2 separate regions of the Homo sapiens genome follow, and region 1 is linked to region 2. A link is a contact called in ENCODE Hi-C or POLR2A ChIA-PET data. All regions are on one chromosome and are shown on one strand. Each heading gives the region's core, a stretch centred on a gene start or an enhancer-like site at or near the end of the contact. The rest is flanking DNA. Distances are from core to core; before and after follow the strand shown.

Region 1 (3,338 bases), core at 406-2,905, 100 kb before region 2:
TTAACATCTTACATTATGACATATTTGTCACAAGTAATGAATCAATATTGATACATTAGCTAAAATTCACACTGTATTTACATTTCTGTAATTTTTACCTACTGTCCTTTTTTGTCCAGGATTTGATCTAGGATCCCACATTACATTTACTTGTTATGCCTGCTTAGGCTCCTTGTGGCTGTGACAGTTTCTCAAATGGATATGTATATGACATACACATATACATTCATGTGTCCTTGTTTTTCACAGTTCTGAGCAGAACTGGTTGGGTATTTCATAGAATGTCCCTCAGCTGAGATTTGTCTGATGTTTTTCTCATAATTAGATTGGGGTGACCTGTTTTTAGGGGGAGGAAGGAAGAACAAGTGGTAAAGTGTCATTTGCATCACATCCTATCAAGAAGAACACACTATCCACATGACCTATCGCCATTGATGTTGACCTTGATCCCCTGGCAGAGGTAGTGTTTGTCAGGTTTCTCCACTGTAAAATTATTTTATTTCACCTTTCAATAGTGTACTCTTTGGAAGGAAGTCACTATGTACACCCCATAATTAAGGAGTGGGGTATTATTCTTTCCCTCCTTTTCAAGGGCAGAGTATCTACATAAATTATTTGGAATCGTGGTGCAAGGGAGATTTCTCCTCTCCCATTTATTTACATATTTAGTCATTCATTTATATCAGTCTGGAGTCTTGGATATTTATTTTATACTTTGAGTTATAATCCAGTACTATTTTACTTATTTTTTTTTTTTTTTGCTTAAAAATTTTCAGCGTTGACCATTGGGAGCTCTTTGATTTGACTCCTGTGTCCTTTTGGCATACTCTCAACATTTTTTAACACTCCTTTACTTTCCGGTACTACAATATGATTCAGGGTCCTCCTGTATATTTTCTGTTTCAATTTGAGCCATCCATTTCTCTGAGGAGCCCCGGTTTCTGTTATGAGAATGGCATTAGAACTGGATGCTAGGGGTGTTCTTTGCTCCTAGGCCTTCTCAGCTGACAGAGTAAGGGAAGATATGTGTGTACACTAGCCTGTGTACACACACATGTATATATATACGTGCATGTCATATACAAGTATGTATGATGTATGTGCCTATGTATATATGTATGTGTGATATATAAACATATTTCTGGATGTAATTATCTGTGTCTATATTAAACTAAACATGAGTTCATAGTGATGTAAGGAGATATTTTAATCTCTATAGTAACCACTAGAAGAATAAAAAAAGAATGTATTAATAAAACTAACAAGGTAATAGAGGAAAAAAATAGAATAATAAAAGTAATTAGTCCTGAAGAAGGCAAGGACAGAGAAATAAAGGAACAAAAACCAGATGAGACAAATAGAAAACAAAGAGCAAGACGATAGATTTAAATGTGAAGAAAAATAAACAGTAACAGTATCGGAAAAAGTTTAGGGGAACATTCACCAGGCCAAATCCACTCTCCACGCTTCCTCCCCCTTCGCTTTCCTAGGAGAGCCCCCTCATGGTCTATGCCAGTGGAGTCCTTGCCTTCTGGCTTTGTGTTGGGTTCAGCCAATGCAGATACCCAGCCACAGAGCTCCCTTACACGTCCTGAGCTGGCTGTGTCCTTTGACCACAAGTCACTACTGCTCTCCACATGGCTCACTCTGCAGGAATTTCCTTCTGGATTCCAGAAACCATTCCCTGTCTTCATCCCTTCAGGCCTAGGGATGTCAGTAATTCTGCTGTTATTAGTTCTGGATGATTACATTATCCTTTGTGAGTCCCTGATACCCTGTCCAAACCTTCATAAATGGCCCCTTCATAAAAGCCTCCTTGAATTATACTAATTTCAGTGTGCCATCTGTTTCCTATTTGAACTCAGACTGACATAGCCATTGTGAAATCAGAAAATAGTTCCTCAAAATGGGATTCTGGAATTCCGTTGCTCATGTATTTGAGGAACACAGCGATAACCTTGCTGGGGAAGAATGAGGAAGTGAGTAATCCATGGCATGTGGTGACATCATCATTACCCACATTATCAATGGTGGGAGCATGGGAGGGAATGCAGGTGATGGGCAAGGCATTAAGAGATCAAGTAGCGCCGGCACTTAATTGCTATGGCAACAACAGTGATTAAAAAATAGTAGAAACAACTGGATTCTTTTTACTATCCTAAGAAATTTATATAGGGAAAAAGAGAAAATCAAGGCTATGGAAATACAATTAAAAAGACGCATGGAAAACCAGAATGCCTCCATGGTGGCCCTGAGGGGTTCCTTATTTCCGGTAATTGAAGGGTAAATATGGCTAAGAACTAAGTCTATGGTCTGACTGTTAAAGTTGTAGATTTGCAGCAGCAATTAAATGCATAACGCGGCCAAGTCTTTTATGCCAAGGCAAGGTTCTCGGGGAGGACTCTCAGATACAGGAAGGGGATACAGGATGCCTGAAAGGCAGGCCTGATTGGGCTGAGACTTTTGAACCTCTGTTCTCCTCTAAACCTTTTATTCTGGCTGAAGGAGCTATCTCTCCTCTGCATAAAAGCCTTACAATCATTGTTCCCAGGGCAGTTGCCCCATATGCTAATGCTAACTCTCCTCAGGTCCCCTCCCTTACCTCTTATTACCTTCAGGCCCATAACAAAGTAGAAGGCCTGCTCCAGAAAAAGCTAGCTGTACTCTTAAAGACGTGCAAAACCCCGCCTAGGTGGACAGTCAGGGTAGTCAAGGGAAAGGTCAGGGAGTGGATTGGGAGGATGGTAGACAGCCACTTCTCTAGGTGTGGTCCCTGGACCAACAGCATCAGCATCATCTGAGAACTTGTTAGAAACGCAAATTCTTGGGCCTAACCTCAGATCTATAGAATCAGAAACTGTAGGGGTGAGACCCAGAAATCTGTGTTTTAATAAGGCTTCCAGGTGATTCTGATTTGCACTAAAATTTGAGACCCCCCCACTCCCTGACTTAATAGATCCATTAGATCCTCATGTTCCTGAGTCTTCAGACACCTTCCTCTACAGCATTACTACTCAGAGCTGTTGTCCCAGATCAGAGGCACTGGCATCACCTGCATCAGAAAATGCAGAACCTTCGACCCCACCCTAGACTTATCAAACCAGACTCTGCATTTAAAAAGATCCTCAGGTGCCGTGCGTGCTCATTAAAGTCGGAGAGGCCGTGTTCCACAGCGGTGGCTCTCGAACTTTGGCATGGATGAGAATCACCGCACTGTGAGCACCAATGTGCTGTGCAAACCTGCTCACTTCTCCCTCACCACGGCCCCTGAGAAGGTCTGAAGGACACTTCCCTCACTAAGGTATTTGGAAGTCCTTGAAGAGCTCTGTGGTGACTGT
Region 2 (3,364 bases), core at 486-2,985:
TGCAACCTCCGCCTCCCAGGTTCAAGCAATTCTTCTGCCTCAGCCTCCCGAGTAGCTGGGATTACAGGCTTGCGCCACCATGCCTGGCTAATTTTTGTATTTTCAGTAGAGACGGGGTTTCACCATGTTGGCCAGGCTGTTCTCAAACTCCTGACCTCAGGTGATCTGCCCGCCTCAGCCTCCCAAAGTGCTGGGATTACAGGCGTGAGCCAACGCACCCGGCCTTTTTTTTTTTTTTTTTTTTTTTTTTGAGACAGAGTCTTGCTCTATTGCTCAGGCTGGAGTGCAGTGGTGCGATCTCGGCTCACTGCAAGCTCTGCCTCCCGGGTTCACACCATTCTGTCTCAGTCTCCCGAGTAGCTGGGACTACAGACGCCCGCCACCACGCCCGGCTAATTTTTTGTATTTTTAGTAGAGATGGGGTTTCACCGTGTTAGCCAGGATGGTCTCGATCTCCTGACCTCGTGATCCGCCTGCCTTGGCCTCCCAAAGTGCTGGGATTACAGGCGTGAGCCACCGCGCCCGGCCTTTTTTTAAAAAAATGTGTTTATTTTCCTTGCGGAGCAGGGCTGCCCCATAAGCAGTGTGCCCAGAGTAGCCCAAATTCCCTAATTCTGTCCGCACTTACACCATCCAATCATACAAGCAGTTGTTAGATCGTTGTGTGCTACTGTTCCAGGGGCCGCTGGAGGTAGAAATTCCATTTCACTAAAATCTAGTCTGTCCTTTGCCCCCACTAGTTGAGTCCAGTTAGTGAGTGTGGAGGTGGGGGCTGGAGGTGTAGAAGAGATAAATAAATATATAGAGAGCCAGTCCAGCTGTCTGGAGGACATTGTCCGCCTCCTCCAATCCCATCAGTTGCCACATCTTCTTTGGTCAGGCTGGCTTTCTCACCTGGTCTCCTTTCTGTGCCCTCCTCACACTGGCTGCCAAAGTGATTCAGCCAGATAGACTGCAAGCCCCGTGAGTGCACGGACGGTGGGTGGTCCATAAACGTCTGATGAACTAATGATACAAGCTTGAATATAGTCTCCTAAAAAAATCTTTAGTTTCTCCTCTGCTTCTAGAATAAAAATCAGATCGCCCCATTTGGCCTTCAAGACCTACTACATTCAGCCACAGTCAGCTTCATTTCCCTTTTTTCCTTTCACTACCTCGAAGGCCAGATTAGCCAGTGATTCACTATGCTTGCCCCGGGCCACTTGTATCCTCTCACCTCCGTTCCAGGCAGCCCTCGCAGCAGATCCTAACGCTTAGGGCTCCTCCAAGTGTACAGGCTCGTGAGGCTTCCCTCCCGCTAAGACCAGTGCGCCCTCAGCACACGCAGTGTGGTCTCGCCCGCCGCTCTGCGCTCGCCCTGCAGGAGAGGGAGCTCTTTGAAGGCAAGGCCGAACCTCCCCCGAGCCCTGAGCTGGGCCTGCCGCCACAGATGTGCAGTCCTGCCGGGGAGCAGTCACCCGGGGACAGGGCCGGGCCCCGGGCTGCACGTCGGGAAGAGACAGCGTGCTCCTGAGGTGGCCAGGCCGCTGCAACTGGCCAGGGCGGGCCCGGGCGGCGAGGGAAGGGGTGGGAAGCCCGGGCCGCGGCGCTTCCTGCTGGGACCCGGCGGCACGCCCCTGCCCCCGCCCCGGCCGAGCCTGCGCTGCCGGCCTCCGGCCCTGCCGGCCGCCCAATCAGCGGGCGCCCCCCGCGCGGCCCGCCCCTCCCCCTCTGGTGACAGAAAGTCGGCCCAGCAGATGAGGAAGTGGCAGGCAGGCAGGCTGGCCCCGGGGACTTCTCTCTGGCCCTGCTCCCTCCGAGCGCTCCGCCGTTGCCCGCCTGGCCCCTACGGGTGAGTCTGGACCTTCCACGGACTCTCCACGTGCCGGCGCCCCCTGCCTGGCCAGCCCGGCCCAGCCCGGCCCAGCCCTGCCCTGCCCTGCCCAGGCTGTGGGCGAGGGTGTTCCCGGGGCCAGTGGGTGGGAGGTCCCAGCTCCCTGGGGCCGGGCCTCGCCAGCACCCTCCCTCCCCCACACCCCCGTCTCTGGCCCCCATTTGCCTACACCCGGGCCTTCCTCCACCACCCCTGCATTTACCTCTCTCCCTCCTCCTCTCCCCTCCCTCCCCCCGCTACCCTAACTTTGCCAGGCACCTTTTCCCTTCCATCCATCTTAAAGGAAGGAAGGGACGGGCTGAGTTCCCCGACGAGAGACACACCCAGATTTTCCTGCAGCTTGGGGAGAGGTCCTCCCAGGAGCCTTGGTCCCTCCTGGCCTGCCGGGTGTGTGGGTTGATATTGGGGGCTGGTGGTTGAGAGATAACAGGCTGGCTGGCTCCCATGTGTCAGGGAGGAACCTGTGTTGGCGCCCTCGCCCCGGCCTGGGCCCTGCCGGCGATGGGCGGCCAGCAAGCCCGATGGTGGGGGAGCAAGTAAGGAGGGGATCCGAGCGTGGCCAGGCAGCGCGCACACGTGTGTGAGTGGCCCCGCGGGTGAGCCCGTGCGTGTGCCTGGGCGGTGGCCGAGCTGCGTGAGGGCCGGGAGCCATGCGTGTCAGCCCACGGAGGTGTTGCGTGGTGTGTCAGGCAGGAGACGTGTGTGCCAGCCCTCGGCGTGGCACCTTCGCTGTTGGGGGTGGAGAGCTAGGTGAGAGGTGGGTGTGGACCGCAGGCTTGGGGCCTGACCACGGTGGGCCTAAAGAAGCCGGGCCTCCTGGAGGTGAGGGGTGTGCGGGGCAGGGAGGTGTCAGAGGTGCGCCTCTTCACTTGGCATCTGCAGAGGTGCTTCTCTGGAAGCAGGGAGTCTGGGGCACCTGCTGCCCTGGGCCCTGCTCTGTTCCAAGAATGCCTTGTCCCTCAGGGACTGTCAGTACCATGCTCTCCTGGGTCTGGCCAGAGGCTTTTGTGTCCCTGGGAGCCTTCCCCCGACATTCCTTCAGGCCCTGAGGGGGAGGGGGCCTAGCCCAACGGGGCCCCTCCCTGAGGGAGGGGAAGATTCCTGCGACCTCCCCCACTCCCCAACCCCTTCACATGCCACTGGCTTCCCTGCCCTTCCCAGGAAGGGAAGAGTGATTGTACCCATTCTGAAGTAGGACAAACTGAGCAGTTATGGCCGGCTTAGGAGAGGATGCTGGGTGTGGATTTTCAGCAGTGCTTTGGGCCAGGGCTGGGGCTGGGGCTGGGGTCAGAGGAGGTTTCTGGCTCAGAATCTAGGACCTTAGCTCATCAGGCTGGTCCCACGTGGGTGGGTGGGTGGCGAGTCTGGGGCTTTACTTGGCTTTCCCAATCCTGGTGGGTCCTGCTCCCCCAGGCACTGACCTGTGGCCCGGACCCACCCTCCACCCCCTGCACAGTACAGCAGGGGCGGGCAGAGGGCGGGGCTGCTGCC

The links. Hi-C counts contacts between places; a loop is a spot of excess contacts on that map. ChIA-PET counts read pairs that join two places held with the same protein, here RNA polymerase II (POLR2A). Pooled maps may share reads with other maps.
Region 1: a map of endothelial cell of umbilical vein shows a loop between it and region 2 (16-fold over the local background). The contact joins the enhancer-like site here to the promoter of ELOVL1 in region 2. A Hi-C loop is called at or near these places in 1 of 168 maps with a recorded cell type or tissue (endothelial cell of umbilical vein) and 3 of 50 pooled maps. POLR2A ChIA-PET finds 5 or more read pairs at or near these places in 4 of 52 experiments (HEK293, SK-N-SH, activated CD4-positive, alpha-beta T cell and 1 more).

Annotation. Positions count from the first base shown.
Region 1 is chr1:43,471,293-43,474,630 of GRCh38, reverse strand. No RefSeq gene overlaps it. Among named protein-coding and RNA genes, the nearest start is that of HYI, 19 kb to the right of the region's middle. RefSeq lists an enhancer at 1,618-2,817. Within about 2 kb of position 1,655, at least 8 of the 41 ENCODE cell types and tissues checked have a DNase peak (open chromatin) inside an H3K27ac peak, as active enhancers do; they include endothelial cell of umbilical vein, where a contact is called at or near this core.
Region 2 is chr1:43,366,382-43,369,745 of GRCh38, reverse strand. It overlaps ELOVL1 (ELOVL fatty acid elongase 1), which reads left to right and starts at 1,735. Exons shown (of 8, transcript NM_022821.4): 1 at 1,735-1,831. LOC112268225 (a long non-coding RNA gene) reads right to left here and starts at 1,534. Exons shown (of 2, transcript XR_007066049.1): 1 at 1-1,534. RefSeq lists silencers at 281-466, 1,406-2,085, 3,346-3,364 and enhancers at 886-965, 1,559-2,293, 2,294-3,028.